3 separate regions of the Homo sapiens genome follow, and regions 1 and 2 are each linked to region 3. The links are chromatin loops, found by intact Hi-C in ENCODE. Cell type or tissue: GM12878. All regions are shown on one strand. Links, peaks and the distances in the headings refer to the core of each region. The heading gives the core; the rest is flanking DNA. Region 1 holds the start of LOC105376982 (a long non-coding RNA gene). Region 2 overlaps KCNH8 (potassium voltage-gated channel subfamily H member 8). Region 3 has its middle 68 kb from the start of EFHB.

Region 1 (6,662 bases), core at 531-5,530, 380 kb before region 3:
ACAAGAAAATTGGGGTCAATAAAGGTTTTCTGTTCAAAGTTTCATGCATTTTTTTCTTAAGGAGAGAATGTCTGTAATGTATCACATTTCCAGAAAAATCTATGACACAGAAAAGGTTAAAGCAGTGCTTGAGCAACCTTGCATCATGAGCTATTTGGGTCGGCTTTATGGGAATCATCAAAACCCTGTGCTGGATTAAATTCTACAGTACATCAGGCATTTATTCTTTCAGCTCAAGTAACAGCATTAACTGCTGGAGAAAGTACCTGAGAAAACTTATGGTTGGGTAAGGAACACTGAGAGTCAGGATGCATGGCCTGTGACAGACATTCTGTTCTTAACTTGATGGATGAAGTTGCAGCAGGATGAGCCACAGACTAGAACCCCTCAGACAACAATTTGTAGAAGGAAAGGGCTTTATTCACCTGGGAGCATCGGCAGACTCACGTCTCCAAAAACCGAGCTCCCCGAGTGAGCAATTCTTGTCCCTTTTAAAGGCTTACAACTCTAAGGGTGTCCATGTGAGAGGGTCGTGATCGATTGAGCAAGCAAGCAGGCAGTACGTGACTGGGGGCTGCATGCACCTGCACCGGTAATTAGAATGGAAGAGAACAGGACAGGGATTTCCACAGTGCTTTTCCATACAATGTCTATAATCTATAGATAACGTAACCCATTAGGTCAGGGGTCAGTCTTTAACTACCAGGCCCCAGGGTGTGGCGCCGGGCTGTCTGCCTGTGGATTTCATTTCTGCCTTTTAGTTTTTACTTATTCTTTCTTTGGAGGCAGAAATTGGGCATAAGACAATATGAGGGGTGGTCTCCCTCTTTATTCCCCTCCCTTTGAGAACCTCACTCATTAGTGGGAGTTTTCACTTTTATTTTTACTACCTATGTCTTTTTGCAAGACAGATCGATAGTAATTCATACAGTACACTTGTGCCAAAGCATTTTTGTGAACTAAGGTAGCAGTGAAGCTTTTTATCATTTGAAGAAGTACAGGTAGTAAACAAGGAAGCAATAAGCAGGTTCTTATTACTATTATAACTCTTATTATAAAAGTTTTAAATTCTCCTAGCGCTGGGAGCCATTTTTTAAACATGGCCTTAGGATTAAATCCATGCCACACTTGCACAGGCACATGTGTCAGTTTTGTCATATTTTTAACTATGTCTTCAACTACTTGTCCTTGATCATCTATGTGTAGACAGCAATTAGTAAGGTTAAATTTCCTACAGACCCCTCCTTCAGCTGCTAGCAAGTAGTAGAGAGCTAATCTATTTTGATAGATAGTATTTCTCATCTGAGTTTCTTGCCAGAGCAGAATAGTCAAGGCTCTGCCGGTTTTATTAGTGATTATTTCTAAGACAGCTTGTAACCGTATGATTTGATTGATCCTGTAAATGGGAGTCTGGTATCCCCACGAGCTGTCTTGTGTCTAAGTAGCAGGCCTATGATATTGTATGATTTTTTTTCAGGGGGCTATTTTTTTTTTAATTTTTTATAACTATGCTTCTCTTTTTGTGGGAAGCATAGACAGGGAAGCTAGGAGTTTGCCTGTTTTTATGGGCAGTAGGAAGAAAGATGGTTTAAGAGTGCCAATAACACAACTACCTGCCCACTGGTCAGGTAATTTCGCATAAGCTCTATGCCCACATATCCAGTATAATCCAGTGGGGGCTGTCCAGTCCTGGTGGGACTCCAGGTAGGTCCACACGGTTTGCAACTTTGGGAATTTACTAAATGGATTCCTTTTTGTGTGATTTGAACTCCACCCAGTGACTGTTTTCGTGTTACCACTATACAGTTTCTGTCCTAGACAACTAAGTCATCCTACAGGGTGAGTGGATTTTTTTTTTCTAGCTATGCAATACTGTCCAATAATTGAGGCTTTTAGGACTAGAAATTGTCAGGGTGATTTTTCTGAGCCGGGAATTCATCAGGAACTGGGTCTGTAGGTACTAATTTTCATGCTTCCTATGGCTGTTGATCTCCTGTTACAGTTTCTCCACATACATAACATGAAGTGACATTGAGAAACTGGGCTACATGCTCGGCTAATTGCAAAAACAAATTTCTTGGGTTTTTTTTGGAATTTCTGGTACTGGCACATTTAGTTCATCATAGAAAGTTTAAAACACTGGCTCAGGAGAGCGTTTGTAAACTTTTCCTGAAACTAAGATATTTACTCAAGGATCCAGTCTGGCCCCATCGATTCCTAAGGTCACACGTTCCCCTTTTTTTCACTGAGGATCAAGGGGATTGGTTATTACTAGCTCTAAGGAGTTACATTGTCCCTTAGTACAGGAAGGGCCATTTTTTTCTTTTTTGAAGGTGGACTGGATCATTTTTATTTTTTATTCAAATGGCCTAAATGACACAAGACCAGTATTTACATTTATATTTATATAGTCCTAATTTATGACAAATTTACTTACTTTTGGTCATATAGTCTTTTTTTTAATTAAGAGAGTCACATTTCCTTTCTAACTTATTGCTATTAATGACAGCACAGGCATCAAATTTCAAGATTATGCATTTGGGCACCCCCTTTCTTTTGTTCTGGCTAATACTTTACTTGTATTATTTATGAGTCCTCACCAGTCTTTAGTTCTTAATCTTATTTTAAAAACTGTGGACATGGGAGGCCCAGAGGGGTCATAACACACATCTGGCTGGTCGTTTCCTGGGCTACATACCTTGTACTGAGTGTCATTATATAAACATGCTCCTTTTAAAGTTTCTAGGCATTCATAGTAACTATAGAACAGAAAGATTGTTTTACTTTCTTGTCTTACCTCAGTAACCTGATGTATACACTAAGAGTAGTCTTTCATGCGGGGAAAATCAGTGGAAGTTTTTACTATACAAGTCCAAATTATAAGGAAAATGAGTTTTACGATGATTCTCCTCATGCTTCAGCCGTGCGTAGACCAGTCAGCTTCTGGATGTGACTGGAGCAGGGCTTGTCGTCCTCCTCAGAGTCACTTTGCAGGGCTTGTCCAGGCTCGGTTTTGTCTCCTAGTTTTCAGTGGCTGTAGGTTTCACATGGCTGTTGTGGATCCAGGCTGGGATTCCTTCTACCTTTACAGCCGTGGGGGTGGTCAGGATGATGGTTTGAGGTCCTTTCCACGGTGGCTGTAAAGGGGCTACGTTCCAGTCCTTGATCCACACGCGATCACCTGGAAAGAAAGGATGAACTGGGGAGAATAAGCTGATGGGACACCTCTTATTTACCTAAGTTGAGATTGTTTGTGTAATTTTTCTTAAAGCCTGTAGCTGTCACTGTAATTCAATTTCACCTAACTCTCGGGGAGTGCCTGGAAGTCTCTGTAGTATAGGAGGAGGCCTATGATACAGTATTTCATAAGGGGAGTATTCTGTTTTCTTAGAAGGAGTGCATTTAATTTTAAACAATACCATAGGAAGGGCCTGTATCTATTTTAATCCTGTTTTCTGACATACTTTTTTAAAACTATTTTTGATAGTCCGATTCATTCACTCCACCTTTCCGGAACTCTGAGGTCGGTAGGCGGCATGTAGCTTCCAAGTGATTCCTAATGCCTTTGCTGTTTTCTGTACCAAGTCGCTCACAAACCTGTTACCTGAGCCGATTCGTAAGGGCAGTCTAAACCTAGGAATAAGATCTCAGAGAAGCACACGGGTTACTTCATAGGCCTTTTTAGTTTGTGTTGGATCAGCCTCCACCTACCTAGAGTAAGTACACACAAGAACCAGCAAATACTTGTTACCTCCACATTTTGGCATTTCTGTGAAATTTACCTGAAGATCCTCAAAAGGAGCTGCTCCATAAGCTTGTGTGCCAGGTGGAACAGTGGGGCTTTGCCTCACATTGTGCTGTTGGCAAGTAACGCACTGTTGTGCTACTGCTTTGGCAAGGGCTGGCAAATGTGAGATGTAGAAGTACTGGCCTAACAACTTTTTAAGTGACTCTTGACCTTAGATGAGTAGTTTTGTGCACGGCCAATACGATTGTGGCTCCCAGAAACTGTGGCACAGCTACCTTCCTATCTGGCAGTCTGATCTATCCTCCTTTTATTACTTGCCCCCTTTCTGCATGGAAAAAGTCTTTTTCTTCCTTAGAATAGGTAGGTACCAGGTCAGGTGTTTGAGGGAGTAATGGGGCTGCTACCGATGCCCAGTAAGGGGTAGATGCTGCTTTTCGAGCTTCTGAATTAGCTCGAGAGTTTCCTAGGGCCACTGAGGTGGAGGCTCGCTGGTGTCCCCTGTAGTGCATGACTGCCACCTTTTGAGGTTTTTACACTGCCTCTAATAATTGTAGAATTTCTTGTTGATATTTTATGTCCTTTCCCCCAGGGTTTAACAGGCCCTTTTTCTTGTATAATGCTCCATGCACTTGAGAATTAGAAAGGCATATCGAGAGTCAGTGTAGATGTTTACAGTCTTACTTTTACTGAGTTCTAGAATCTGAGTTAAAGCAATGAGCTCAGCCTTCTGGGCTGAAGTGCCCTGTGGCAATGGTTTGGCTTCAATGACAGCATCCAAAGTTACCACCACATATCCTGCACATCTTTCATCTTGTGGGTTGATGAAGCTGCTCCCATCTACATATAACTCCCAGTCTACTGAGATGCCCATGGCTGGTCCTGAAGGTCAGGTCTGCTAGAATAGACTGAGCCCAACACCTCTACACAGTTATGCTCAACCAGCCTTTCTGATAATGGGAACAGGGTGGTGGGATTTAGGTTGTTACAGACTTCAATTGTTATCTGGGGATTTTCACAAAGCAAGCTTTGGTACTTGGTTAATTTAGCATTTGTTAGCCAATGATGTCCTTTGGTATTCATCAAGGTTACCACAGCATGGGGGGCTTTTATATTCAGCTTTTGCCCAAGGGTTAGTTTATCTGCTTCTTGTGCTAACAGGGCCGTTGCTGCCAGGGCCCTTAGACATGGTGGCCGGCCTTTGGAAACCCCATCTAGTTGTTTTGAGAGATAGGCCACTGGTCTTGGCCAGGGCCCCACAGTCGGTTAAAACTGTAACTGCCATTTTTTTTCTTTTTGACACATAGAGTGTAAAGGGCTTTGTCAAATCTGGTAGTCCTAGGGCACAGGCCAACGTAAGTTTTTCCTTTAACTTACAAAAGACTAGCTCTTGTAGAGGCTCCCATTTAAAAGTTACCGGTCGCCCCCCTTTGTAGCCCCGTACAAAGGTTGGGCTAGTACTGCAAAGTTTGGAATCCATAATCTGTAAAACCTTACAGCTCGTAGGAATTCCCTTACTTGCCTTCTGGTTTTAGGTTCCAGTAGGCTGCAGATGACCTGCTTTCTTCCTGACTCCAGGCTGCGCTCCCCTTTCCGAATAGTGAATCCCAGGTAGCATACCTGCTGTCTGCAGATCTGAGCTTTCTTCTTGGACACTTTCTACCTACAGTCCTCCAGGTGCTGAAGTAGGACATCCGTACTTTTTGCGCACCCGACTGCCAAGGAGTGTCCCAGCAGAAGGTCGTTCATGTACAAAAGCAAGATGCAGCCTAGGTCTTTAGCAGGAAACTTTTGCAGGTCTTGAGCCAGGGCCTCCCTGAAGATAGTAGGGGAGTTCTTGAACCCTTGGGGAAGCCGGGTCCAAGTGTACTGAGTAGTCACACCTGACTCCGGATCTTCCTACTGAAAGGCAAACAGCTTCTGGCTCTCAGGAGCTAGTCTGATGCTAAAGAAGGCATCTTTTAAGTCCAGACAGGTAAACCAACTGTCCTTAGCAGGCAGTAGCCCTAACAATGTGTAACGGTTAGGAACTGTTGGGTGCAGAGTCACTGTAGCTTGGCTGACCAAGCGCAAGTCCTGCACTGGCCGGTAGTCCTTTGTCCCTGGCTTAGGGACAGGCAGGAGGTAGGTGTTCTATGGAGACTGGCAAGGAACTATAGTTCTAAATTATAGGTGCTTTTAAGCGCCTGAGATGAACCTGGATTCCCTCAAGAGCTTCTCTGGGAACCGGATACTGCTTTTGTCTAATTGGCTGGGCCCCAGGCTTAACTTCTGTGAGTACGGGTGCTTGATTGACTGCCAGTCCCAGAGGATTATCCTCTGCCCATATTTGGGGCCATCGCTTAGCTAGACTGGTTTTATCTCTTGGCCTGGCTCGGTTAGAAAAAGTCTCTATTCTTTTTCCTGGGGGACCGTAAGGGCCATGATAACTCCTGTTCCCAGTAACTTTAGCTGTAAAGAGCCCTGTCTTGTAAAGGAGATGGTGGCTCTCAGCTTGCTAAGCAAGTCTCTTCCCAGCAAAGGCAAGGGACAGTCAGGCATGTACAAGAACTGGTGAACTATTTTATGTCCCACCACCCAGCAGGTCCGTGGTAGACAGAAAGCCTGCTTAGTGGAAACTTCTGTTGCTCCGATTATATCAATGGTTTTCTCGGGTAAGGGGGTGACCGGGGTGGTCACTACTGAATGTTCAGCACCAGTATTGACCAAAAACTTAATGTCCTTGCCTCCAATTGTAATCCTGACGGCAGGCTCCTTGGGGGCGCTTCAGCCCAGTCCCCTTCAGTCTAATAGCCCTTCAGCCAGATTGAACAAAGCTCTCTCATCTTTATCTAAGGTCTTTTGTTCTGAATCACCTTGTTTTTCCTTCAGTTGGGGACACTTATTTTTCTAATGTCCTATTTCCTTACAATAGGAG
Region 2 (6,662 bases), core at 897-5,896, 640 kb before region 3:
TCTGTGCTTTCTTCTTTAGCAACTCTGTTGTCCTTAATCCCTCCTTTCACTCATTTCTTTCCACCTGGGGCCAAGTTGCTATTTTCCATAGTGTTACTAATCTGTACATCTAATGAGCCAGTATTTTATCCTATTCTGATATGTCAGAGAAGGGGGATGATTGGGAGTAAGATAGTATACATGACACTTTTCTCTATTGAGAACTTTTATTCCTCGAGGTGACCCGTTGTCTAGATTGAAGATCAACATATACAAGAGAACTCAAGAATTCCCAACATCACTATGGATTATATTTGAATATCATTGCTTTATTTCTGTGAAAGTGTTCTCAGTCCAGAGCTTGAGAAGGAGTATACACACGCAGAGGGACACATAGGTTACAAATGATACAAAGATATAAGACATATCAGCTACCTATGGCCTATGAAGAATAAGAAAATGAGTTTAATGTAAAACAAAAGTAACCAGAATTTTTGAACATCTTGTTTATGCTATAGATTCAGGGAAACACTCAGTATCTGTTATGCACCATGTGGTCGCAGCAATTGTGAAGTATAGATAATGTTGTAGGCCCAGTGAGCGGCAACAAGGGTCAAAGTCGGTGGTCATGATTTGGTTGCAAGTCTGTCTGACTTCAAGGATCTTGTGTTTCCACTATACATGATGCCTGTGAAAAGATGTTTCCAGGGGAAAGGAACCACCCTTTTGGTGGTTATACATGTGCTCTTCATGTATAATGTTATGCACTTTCATGTATTCCTCACTGAGACCACATAATAATCATGTAAGCGAGGTATAGGTTATCATTCCTACTTAGATTCCAGAGCTGTGAGAGGAGGCTAATTTGTTCAGGATCGCATGACCACAAAGGCATAAACCAGAATTGGAATCCAAACAGTATGACTCTAGGGCAGTACCCTGTGCATACCCTGTGGGCCCTACCTGTCTCACCTCCTGTTTTTTTGAACAGGTGAGCTAAGAACAATAGTTATATTAATAAATGTTCAAAAGAATGATATTATTATTTAATGACAATAATTGTTTACATATTTTCTGTGGCTGTTTTCGTACTATGAATGTTGAGTATTTGTGACAGACTATATGGCCTTCAGAGCCTAAAATATTTAGTTGCTGGCCTTTTACGGAAGAATTTGCTAATCCCTACTCTAAAATCTACATTCTTAGCCTCAGGGCTGTTCTTTTTTCACAAGCTCGTGCCAGGCTTATATTGAGCACTTTTATAATTTGTGGCTTATTTTGTAACATATGAGAGTTTTAAAATAAAAATAAACATCTGAAACATTTTGGATGAATGTGGCACAGATGTGAAATTTTAGGGGCAGCTCAGTAAAACCATAAAATAGATTCTATAATGTATTGTGGGAAAGCATGATAAATGTTTTACTCACAGCATTGCTAGTTCTGTGATTCATTTAAAAAATGTATCTATGTTGACAAATAAAATGATGTTTATTTGTGTGTTACGTCACCAATATATTTAGCTAATTTCTATTTATTTGTATTCATCAGGTTATTTTCCAAAGCAGATAAAAAGTAGAACATTCACTGGAAACTTATGAATAAAGCTACATGCTTAATGGTTTAGCTAATAAGGCCAGAGAAAAAACAAATATGTCTACCTATGAAAAAAATTGTATTTAAGACACCTACTATGTGCTGTGCACTTTTATAGGAGGTAACTCATTTTACTCTTCAAGACTCAGAAGTAAAATAACCACTGCAAGTCATGCAGCGAAGCCGGATCTTGGAACTCCAAATCAGCATCTTTTTGTAAAACATTATAGGACATTTATAATTTCAAGTTGTACATTAGTCTAGAATTACTCATCCAGCTGGACAATGGATTCTGTTTCTATTTATTTGACTCTATTACTTCTGTCTGTTATTAGTTGTTCTAAGTATTACCCATTATTTGACTTTATTACTTCTGTCTGTAGTTTACTAGATGTTCAAAAGTAGCTGAAGATGTAAATGATATTGCCACTACTTCATATCTCACAAAATAGTTGAAGATGCCCTCTTCTCACAGCTCCACTAGGTGGTGCCCCAGTAGGGACTCTGTGGGGTGCTCCAACACCACATTTCCCTTCCATGCCCTAGCAGAGGTTCTCCATGAGTGCCCTACCCCTGCAGCAAGCTTCTGCCTGGCCATCCAGGCATTTCCGTATACCTTCTGAAATCTAGGTGGAGGTTCCCAAACCTCAATTCTTGACTTCTGTGCACTTTCAAGCTCAACATCACATGGAAGCTGCCAAGGCTAGGGGCTTGCACCCTCTGAAGCCAGGGCTTGAGATCTACATTGGCTCCTTTCAGCCACTGCTGGATCAGCTGGACACAGGGCACCAAGTCCGTAGGCTGCGCACAGCATGCAGACCCCAGGCCCAGCCCAAGAAACATTTTCTCCTAGGCCTCTGGGCCTGTGATGGGAGGGGCTGTGACATGCCCTGGAGACATTTTCCCCTCCTCATCTCCATCTGAGACCACCTTATCTTGGACCTTATTGTTCATATCACTATCAGCATTTTTGTCAAAGCAATACAAGTCTCTAGGAAGTTCCAAATTTTCCCACATTTTCCTGCCTTCTTCTGAGCCCTCCAAACTGTTCCAACCTCTGCCTGTAACCCAGTTCCAAAGTTGCCTCCATGTTTTCAGTTATCTTTTCAGCAATGCCCCACTCTACTGGTACCAATTTACTGTATTAGTCTATTTTCATGCTGCTGATAAAGACATACCTGAGACTGGGAAGAAAAAGAGGTTTAATTGGACTTAACAGTTCCACGTAGCTGGGGAGGCCTCAGAATCATGGCGAAGGTGAAAGGCTCTTCTTACATGGTGGCGGAAAGAGAAAATGAGGAAGTTGCAAAAGGGGAAACCCATGATAAAACCATCAGAGCTCATGAGACTTATTCACTATCACAATAACAGTATGGGGGAAACTGGCCCCATGATTCAGATTATCTCAGGGTAATTATGGGAGTGGGAATTATAGGAGTACAGTTCAACATGAGATTTGGTTGGGGACACAGAGCCAAACCATATCAGATGTTAAGCAGAAAGAACTTGTTTTAATAATTCAAGGTTTCAATAAATCTTATTCCAAGTTTGTATAAAAGTTGGAGAGATGACTTTCTTAATTTCCAACCACTCACTTTTTGGTGGTTATCTAAATTTTACAGTTGCAAACAGTAAACATAGAAGTTTAATAAAATCTAAATAAGCAGCAGACTCTTTCATCTTACTCAGAACCAGATAGCATAAATACCAGACTTGATAATGAGAAAAGATAAAGATCTGCTACTATGCTATCTTGAAAGATAGTTTTAGATATTTGTGATAAATGGTTATAGGGAAAATGCATACTGTGTCATCGGTTGCATAATACCAAAGCTGTACCTTAAAAAACTTTGAAATAGGTATTTTTTACATTAAAACAAAATCAGTTATCATCAGTAACTCTTTATGTACTGTAAACATTTATTGTGCTCAAGAAAAAACAGATGGTTTGCACTTAAAAAACTTACAAACTGAAGAAAACAAGGACAGTGTGATTTATGAGTGTGTACTTGTATATCTTTCATAAGGTTCCATTCCTGGTGGGCATGTAATTTGGCACAATGCTTTCGTTCTTCGGAACGCAAATTTGCAATATGTGCCAAGAGTTTTGGAAATGTCCTTACCATTTGAATCAAAACTTTTAACTTCTAGGAATTTGCCTTAAGAAAGATGTAAAATGCGTTCATCATCATGTTAGATATGAATGAAAAATTTTAAAAAATCTGAACAAATAAGTATAAGAAAATGGCTAACATACTATATCCAATTATGTTACTATAGTATAGTAACTATAGTATATCCAAGGTGTGGGCTATTTTGCAATCAATAACATGATGTTAAAAATGTATATCTGCTATCTTGGGGGAACATATTACATTAACTGAAAAAGAAGAACTATTTTCTTAAAAATTTGATTTATTAATATATAATATGCATATACACCTCTATACTTCTATGATAACACTGATTAAAATGTACTATGTTTTCCTTTTTATTTATGCATGTTCCCCACTACACCAAACAAATCCAAGGGAAAGGATTGTGTCATTCACTAGTGTAGTGTCCTTATTGTGCATAATGCTCGGTATGTTGTAGATAAACTGTAACTTCTTTTGAGTAAATAAGAAAGATGAGAGAAAATCTGGTGGTCTTTGTATAATGGAATTATACTTTTTTTACATTTACATTTTATATTTTATTTAGTACTTTCTTATTTATATAATCAGAACAGACAATTTAAAAAGTAATAGTAAATTTATATATTGAAAAAGAGAGATGGCATCTTTTTTCCAAAACTGCTGGCTTAGGTATATAGTGTTGAAATGGTTCTTTCTAATTTAGCTCTAGTTTAAATAACCCTCTCTTAATGGGCCAGCCTACAAGATCATATCTGTTGCATGGCTTCCTTTCTACCCCATGGTATTCTTTTACAGAATGAAGTATCCAACAGTGCAATGCTGAATCATTATTAGCTCTAATTTGGGAAATCGAGCCTTGAAGTAATAAGTGTTTGGGGTCTGATTCTGTGAATGCTACTCACTCTCAGCTTTCCTTTCATCAAAGGAGCTTGTCTTCATTTGCAAACATTTCTTTTCTCTTCAAAACATCTTTCACAGTGCCTTTGCCAGGTAAATACATTCCTTCCTGAAATATTAAATCAATACATCAAATTAATTGCCGCGAGTTTTGAGACCTGACACCAAAAGAGAATACACAGCCTCTAGCTCAATTCAGAGGTCACTATGCTGAATTGCTTTCACAATCTTTGAATTATGCATTTGAAATGTTTGCTGCTGTATCTTGATTGGAATGTATTTTTTAGTGTGAAAATAATTGACAGGAATTAGTGTTTTTTTCCTTTTCAAAGAAAAATTCAGGATCACATGGAAGCCTCTTGCATGATTAGCAAACAAGACACACCTTCCAGATTTATTTACTTCAATCAATAGATTGCAAATGTCCTAATGTAACTTGAATACGTCATCTGTGCTTGGTTGCCAAGAAGATAATCTGACTCTTGGTTTTATTTCCTCAACCATATCCTTCACTGAGAATCTGGAGAAAATCCCTCAACATTTTCATCAAAGGGATGTTTGATGTAGAAAATCTTAGCTACAAGAAAACCAAGGATCCAATACAATAAAGGAGAGTTTCTATTTGCACGTGTTATGAAACTTCAGCCCACTGTTTTCTTACCTAGCTAATCTTATGCTTTAATGTCCAAGCTTGTATAGAATTCAAAAAGTGATCAGGAATTAGCCTATAGGATGCTTTTGTAAAAATTAGAAAAAGGTACTCCTGGTGGACAAATCAGTTAGGAAAAAGAATCTCCTTGAGTGGATCCTGGGGTGCAAGGTTAGTCACTGGCACACTGTTTCCCGTTTGGCTTAGATTCTTTGTGAAATGCACAAATGCCCAACCTGGGATAGCAGCTCTTGGGTAAAGGATGAGTGTATGAGAATTGTATGAAGCATCTGAGAGGTATGGTATGAAAGATGCCCTGTAGCACCTGGGAACACATCCAAATCTCAATTGGCATGGGTCACGTGTAGCTACAGGTCTCAGAAATAGTTCTTGGCCATTTCAGAGAATACTATTCATGCTGTTGCCAAATTCAAAGCATGAGGAACAGCTGATTTTTATATATTGCTGATGTTTGACACATAAAATGGCAATTTTCTATGATTCAACCTAAATAAGTCCCCTATTAGTAGTGCTTGGCCATTTTCTAATGTTTTGATTAAAATGCTACTTGTCTCTTATCCCTACACCTCAATGTCTTGATATTCCTCCCCCCCCCCACCCCACTACATAAATTGAGCTGTTATCTTAAATGGCAGCCATCTCTGTCTGGAGCTGTTAATTCTTGATACTGTTGAAAATAACTTTGATTTGATCTTATTGCTACTGTCAGCACACTGAGTGGGTGCCAGTTTCAGGACACAATAGTAGGTGAGGGACTTTTTAATCAGTGAAAAGTTTGTAGCAGAAGAGTCACTAGTATTATTTGTTAAATCTACCTAGAAACATGAAACAATTGGAATAATTACTGGACAAATATTTTACAAAAATGCATGTAGTGTTTTTATAGGTTATAATGCTTACAGTGAGCTTCAAGAAACTCTAGAACTTATGCTTCTGTGCTTTGCTGCTTTGTTTATTATAGGGAAAGAAAAGAAGATAGGAAGGAAGGAAAGAAGTTAAATATTCTTTCATGAATGGATAAACTGTTAGAGTTTATCCTACAGTTGAGTAGTTCAATTGGAGCAAATAGATGTACAGCAGATCCTTGAATAATATTGTTTCATTCAAGTCATTTATTATAACATTGATGAGAAAAAAACATCAGTTCCCAGCCTGGGCCACTGTCTGTGTGGAGTTGGCTTGTTCTCTTGTGTGGATTTTCTCTGGGTACTCTGGTTTCCTCTCACGTGTCAAAGATGTACACGCTAGGTAATTTTGTGTCTGGAATTGGTGGGTTCTTGGTCTCACTGACTTCAAGAATGAAGCCATGGACCCTCGCGGTGAGTGTTACAGTTCTTAAAGGCGGCGTGTCTGGAGTTTGTTCCTTCTGATGTTCGGATGTG
Region 3 (6,662 bases), core at 1,176-6,175:
CTTTGACTCCATGTCTCACATCCAGGTCATGCTAATTCAAGAGGTGGGTTCTCATGGTTTTGGGCAGCTCTGCCCCTGTGGCTTTGCAGGGTACAGCCCCTCCCTCCCGGCTGCTTTCACAGGCTGGCATTGAGTGTCTGCGGCTTTTCCAGGTGCACAGTGCAAGCCGTCAGTAGATCTACCATTCTGGGGTCTGGAGAATGGTGACCCTCTTCTCACAGCTCCACTAGGCAGTGCCCAGTAGGGACTCTGTGTGGGGACTCCAACCCCACAATTCCCTTCTGCACTGCCCTAGCAGAGGTTCTCCATGAGGGCCCCGCCCCTGCAGCAAACTTTTGCCTGGGCATCCATGCGTTTCCATGAATATTCTGAAATCTAGGTGGAGGTTCCCAAACCTCAATTCTTGACTTCTGTGCACCCGCAGGCTCAACACCACATGGAAGCTGCCACAGCTTGGGGCTTCCACCCTCTGAAGCCACAGCCTAGGCTGTATGTTGGCCCCTCCCGGTCATGGCTGGAGCAGCTGGGACACAGGGCACCAAGTCCCTAGGCTGCACACAGCACAGGGACCTTGGGCCCAGCTCACAAAACCACTTTTCTTCCAGGCAGCCAGGCCCGTGATGGGAGGGGCTGTCGTGAAGGTCTCTGACATGCCTGGAAACATTTTCTCTATGGTCTTGGGGATTAACATTAGGCTCCTTGAAATAGAAACGCTTTTACACTGTTGGTGGGACTGTAAACTAGTTCAACCATTGTGGAAGACAGTGTGGCAATTCCTCAGGGATCTAGAACTAGAAATACCATTTGACTCAGGCATCCATTACTGGGCATATACCCAAAGGATTATAAATCATGCTGCTATAAAGACACATGCACACGTATGTTTATTGCAGCACTATTCACAATAGCAAACACTTGGAACCAACCCAAATGTCCATCAATGATAGACTGGATTAAGAAAATGTGGCACATACACACCATGGACTACTATTCAGCCATAAAAACGGATGAATTCATGTCCTTTGTAGGGACATGGATGAAGCTGGAAACCATCATTCTCAGCAAACTAGCGCAAGGACAAAAAACCAAACACCACATGTTCTCACTCATAGGTGGGAATTGAACAATGAGAACACATGGACACCGGAAGGGGAACATCACACACCGGGGCCTGTTGTGCGGTGGGGGAAGGGGGGAAGGATAGCATTAGGAGATATACCTAATGTTAAATGACGAGTTAATGGGTGCAGCACACCAACATGGCACATGTATACGTATGTAACTAACCTGCACGTTGTGCACATGTACCCTAGAACGTAAAGTATAATAATAATAATAATAATAATAAATTAGGATCCCTGCTACTTATGCAAATTTCTGCAGCCAGCTTGAATTTCTCCCCAGAAAATGGGATTTTCTTTTCTATCACATAGGCAGGCTGCAAATTTTCTGGGTTTTTATGCACTTATTTCCTTATTAAAACTAATGCCTTTAACACACCCAAGTCACCTCTTGAATGCTTTGCTGCTTAGAAATTTCTTCCACCAGATATCCTAAATCATCTTTCTCAAGTTCAAAGTTCCACAAATCTCTAGGGCAGGGGCAAAATGCCGCCAATCTCTTTGCTAAAACAACAAGAATCACCTTTGCTCCAGTTCCCAACAATTTCCTTATTTCCATCTGAGACCACCTCAGCCTGAACCTTATTGTCCATATTGCTATCAGCATTTTGGGCAAAGCCATTCAACAAGTCTCTAGGAAGTTCCACAGTTTCCCACATTTTCCTATCTTCTTCTGAGCCTGAGCCCTCCAAACTGTTCCAACAACTGCCTGTTACCCACTTCCAAAGTCACTTCCACATTTTTGGGTATCTTTTCAGCAATGCCCCACTCTACTGGTACCAATATCTGTATTAGTCAGGGTTCTCTTAGAGGGACAGAACTAATAGAATAGATAGATAGATAGATAGATAGATAGATAGATAGATAGATAGATAGACAGACAGGAGTTTATTAAGTATTAGCTTACATGATCACAAGGTCCCACAACAAGCTGTCTGCAAGCTGAGGAGCAAGGAGAGCCAGTCCAAGTCCCAAAACTGAAGAACTTGGAGTCAGATGTTCAAGCTCAGGAAACATCCAGCATGGGAGAAAGATGTAGGCTGGGAGGCTAGGCCCGTCTCTCCTTTTCACATTTTTCCTCCTGCTTTACATTTGCTGGCAGCTGATTTGATTGTGCCGACCAGATTAAGGGTGGATCTGCCTTTCCCAGCCCACTGACTCAAATGTTAATCTCTTTTGGCAACACTTTTACAGACACACCCAGGATCAATACTTTGTATCCTTCAATCCAATCAAGTTGACACTCACTATTAACCATCACAAGTGTGAATAATTGTGAGCTTAGTCACATAAATGTCACAAAGCTCAAAGCCTTCTCGCTCAAAGTGAGATCCCAGAGCAGCTGCATCATATCACCTGGAAGCTTTGGAAATGCGTAATCTCAGGCTCCACCCTGGACATACTGAATCGGAATCTGCATTTTAACAAGATCTACAGGTGATTTATATGCACATTAAAATTTAAAACACACTAACTTAGAGGATATCAAATATAAATTTATTCATTCCCTATTGTCCCCAATTCACACTTCCTCCTAGCAAAATTTTTATATCTGTAAATCTTTTTTTAGTTTTTGTTACTCTTTTTCATTAATGGATGTGCTAGTCTATCTGTAAATCTCAGTAATTCAGATAGGTATATTTACTGCAGAAGATGATTAATTTACCGCTGACCAAAAATTCTAATCATGAAAATATTTCTAACAGGGCAAACTACAGGCTGGATCTCTGGACAAAAGAGCATTCTTAGTCTGTCTAAATTACTAGTTAACCACCACCTAACAACTGAGAGACTAGGCATGGGGAGTGCCTTTTTAAAAAGATAAGCGTATGTTAATCACTTCAAGGTATTAATATATATAATTTACTCCAAGAGAATGAAAAAGACTTTCCCTCTGCTCAGGTGAAGGTGTGTTCACCTCTATTTACAGAGTAGAAAATCTGGCAGAGTAATTACAGATGGAATAAGAGCTATAAGCTCCAGATTACTCTCAGGAAACATTTCTTAGTCTAAATGCACTTTTTAATTAGCTCTTCCAATAGCATCATGCTAATTGGCTAATTCGGGAATGATATGAGACCCCATGTGCTTTAAAGAAAATCTGTTTGTTGATATATTTATTTGCAACTGAGACTGTCTTATTGCTGGCAGGACAGATATTATTAAAACAGAATCACCTGCTTATTTTAACCAGGTTTTTTTAATGAACACACATGAATTGGATTATCCCTAGGGTTTCAGGAGGAAGTATTAGCATTCTGAGTGATGGGAAATTGCCACTTAGCTGGGAAATAAATGAGCTTTAAATAGATCCCATTATTTTTTGCGAGGTTATTACTGTAAATGTTTTATAATAGAAGAAATGCCTTTCAAGTCTATCCTCATTGTTGGTTTATGATTGGGGTGTTAACCTCTAACTAGCCCAGCTCTTCACGTCAAGCCATGGTGAGCTTTCATAAGTGGTTACTACATAAAATAAAATTACCCTTTATTGGCCCATATAATATTTCCAACAAGTTCCTTGGTTAACCATGCTGTGAACAAAATGTATTAAGTTTATTTGCCTGAGCTAGGAAACAGTAGTCTTTAAAACTTTTTATAGGTTCAATATATTCTACTATTAACGAGACTATCCTGAACACTATGGAAACATAGTTTAGGTGAGAACATGGTGATATATTTGAATATTTATTTATATCTCATCTGAGTATTTCACATTGTTTTACTTCTTTCTCTAACAGATGACACTTTATGATCCAAGCAAATCTCCTCTCTAGGTTGCTAGTACTATTTAAAATGTGCCTTTTCAGCCTAATTTCTGCCACCAAATAATAATTTTAAAAAAGAAAGTGCATAGATCATCCTGGATTTTGCAAAGCGTTGTGGTAGACTTCTTCCTCCAGCTTAACATTCTCTTTTCAGCTGCTGCTATTCCACACAGTTGGCTAAGGTTCATCGCTAAGTTTGGAAATGCTAGGGTGCCCCCTACCGTTAAAATGGGAAATCACGTTTCTTAGCCACGCCATTCAAAGAACAATATTCTCCCAAAAAGGGTATTTAACCAAAGCACAGATAAGCAATTAGTCACACCGATGGATGGCTGGATGGATGGATGGATGGGAGACAGAGGCAGGTAGTAAATCTACCTGAGGATAAATTTGAAATTTTGAAGTTAGAAGCTACTTGAGTATTCATCTGGTCTAGAGATCTGTGGGAGATAGGGTGACTGAATATCACATGGTCAAAAGTATACACGTATATGCATTTTTCTAAAATAATAGTGTGTATAGCTATCATCATTATTTCAAAGGTATACATAACCTGGGTCACTCTCTCTCCACTACCTTCCCTGTCATCTTTCTTGGTGGTATCAGTGTCCCTGTAGGTGATTCATCTACTTAACATCAGACTTCTCACTTCTTGAACTCCCTTTTTTAATGAACCTGTTCTCCACCTACTTTAGTCACTCAGGCCCATTATCACACCCTAAATTTTATTACCAACATCTCTACCACCTGCAGAATCTCATTTGCAGGCATTCCACTCTGATCACCAACACTTATTTTTCTAGCTTATTTTTTATAGTATTCCTCTACAACTTTTGACCCATAGGAATGGCCCAGTTCATTATCCCTGCCATTTTTTCAGTACCATCTCATTTCTGAACTTCTTCCTGACAGATCTTAGTCTCCATGTCACGTCACTAGAACTATTTCCTTGCATAAATTCAACTTTGTGCCTCCCTCCCACCATTTTATTCCGCAGGTAAAATTCCAGCCCTAGTCAAATATAAATCTCCATTTATTCCAGATCCAAAGTCTAGTAGTTGCATAAGAAAAAAACTGACTGAAGAAAAACACAAAACCAAGTGACCAATCTCATTTTAAATTTATAATTAAAAAATTCAAGAGGGCTTGCAGTCCTACTATGTTTTCTAGTCAAGTCACTGCCTCACTCTCTAAATCAGTTCTCCTTCCTCACCTTTCGTCCAGCCCTCAACACACCCTCCTCCTTTCTTACTCTCAGCTGATAACCCTTTTTTATATATACAACTTGCCATCCTGTTGTCCTCTTATACAACTGACAGCTGTTCCAAAGAAACCTCTCCACTTCTACACTGTATCCCAACCCCTTTCCCAACTCAAGAATTTGCTCCTGTAATTATTTCCTCTTACTCCTTTATTCTCCTCAACTATACAATTCCTATCAACACGAATTGTGCTATAAAATCTCATATGTTTAAAAAGCATCTTTTCTCTGCCCTCTTTAAAAAAAAAAAAACAGTGTCTTACTCTGTTGCCCAGGCTGGAGTGCAGTGGCACACTCTAGGCTCACTGCAAACCTCCGCCTTCCAGGTTCAAGCGATTCTCATGCCTCAGCCCCCCCAGTAAGTGGGACTACAGGTGAGCATCACCACACCTGGCTAATTTTTGTATTTTTAGTACAGATGGGGTTTTGCCATGTTGGCCAGGCTTGTCTCAAACTCCTGGGCTCCAGCAATCCTCCCGCCTCAGCCTCCCAAAGTGCTGGGATTACAGACATGAGCCACCACACCCGGCCCTCTCTGCCCTCTTCATAGCAGAGTTTGTTAAAGAGTTCTCCATCATACACACTACTTACCTCCTAAACTTTTGTGAACCCATTTTCATGAAACTGCGACTCCACTACTGGCATCAAAAGAGCTCCTGTCAAGGTTGCCAGTAACATCCAATTGTCAAACTTCATGGTCAATTCTCAGGCTTCACCTTTACCTCCAAATAGCATTGTCAGTTGATTTCTCCCTCCTTCTTAAAATACCTCTTCACTTGAGTAAGTGCTCCATAAACGTCTGTTGAATTAATGACCCCAAAAATATTAAGAGTGCAGAACCAATCCCAGATTCCAGTGCAAATGAAAGAGCAGGGCTTAACCTTCTCATCTAAGTTTTACATAGGTGATAGATGGCTTAAATTGGGACTTGGCATTGATGGGCCAATCTTTATTCTTCCAATATTCTGTGAGTGATTGCATACTGTTGTCCCTGTTTAGTCTGTATATCTTTTTCATTAGTTCCCCAAAGATTTATGGAGCACTACTCCATGCCAGGTAATGTGTATCTAGAAATTTGTCAATTTGGATTATGTCCTCAGAAAACGTATACTATAAATTAAATAGAAGAGGCAAGTATATAGCTAATTATCAGACAAAATACAAAGTAATTGTTGTCTCACAAAGGCACAGAGAACTAAGCAAGTTCAAAGGAAAGACAGATTCTTTGTAGCCAGAGAATGATTCCGGGAAATTTTGTAACAATAGTAAACTTTGAACTATTCCTTAAAAAAGATGTAGAATGTAGGCATGTAGAAAGTGGGGAAAGGAGGATGGAAGTATTTCCAGGGGAAGATATGAGTATAGTGGATAGCAGTCACAGAAACGTCATATAGTTCAGTTCTTGCTGAAGCAAAGAATAGATGAAAGGGAGTGATATGAAATGAGGTCAAAAAGAAGCATTAGAGGAAAACACTGTAGGGCCTTATGATGCTAGGCTAAGAATGTACATTT

Evidence for each region. Hi-C counts contacts between places; a loop is a spot of excess contacts. Peaks named below come from ENCODE experiments on the same cell type or tissue, not always from the same donor. Only the 100,000 strongest peaks of a DNase experiment are listed, where the experiment ranks them.
Region 1: a loop joins it to region 3, with 2.9 times the contacts of the local background. A loop is called at or near these places in 2 of 110 quality-filtered maps.
Region 2: a loop joins it to region 3, with 3 times the contacts of the local background. A loop is called at or near these places in 6 of 110 quality-filtered maps.

What each region holds. Positions count from the first base shown.
Region 1 is chr3:19,481,554-19,488,215 of GRCh38, forward strand. All of the region lies in intron 11 of KCNH8 (potassium voltage-gated channel subfamily H member 8), which reads left to right. It overlaps LOC105376982 (a long non-coding RNA gene), which reads right to left and starts at 5,413. Exons shown (of 3, transcript XR_940640.3): 1 at 2,798-5,413. In GM12878, for the core only: no CTCF peak of the experiment used is centred there; no DNase peak of the experiment used is centred there.
Region 2 is chr3:19,227,196-19,233,857 of GRCh38, forward strand. The region is part of intron 1 of KCNH8 (potassium voltage-gated channel subfamily H member 8); the gene reads left to right. Among named protein-coding and RNA genes, the nearest start is that of KCNH8, 82 kb to the left of the region's middle. RefSeq lists an enhancer at 6,639-6,662. In GM12878, for the core only: no CTCF peak of the experiment used is centred there; a DNase peak (open chromatin) is centred at 2,919.
Region 3 is chr3:19,862,826-19,869,487 of GRCh38, forward strand. No RefSeq gene overlaps it. Among named protein-coding and RNA genes, the nearest start is that of EFHB, 68 kb to the right of the region's middle. RefSeq lists an enhancer at 1,696-2,895. In GM12878, for the core only: a CTCF peak has its summit at 4,118 (motif pointing left); a DNase peak (open chromatin) is centred at 4,096.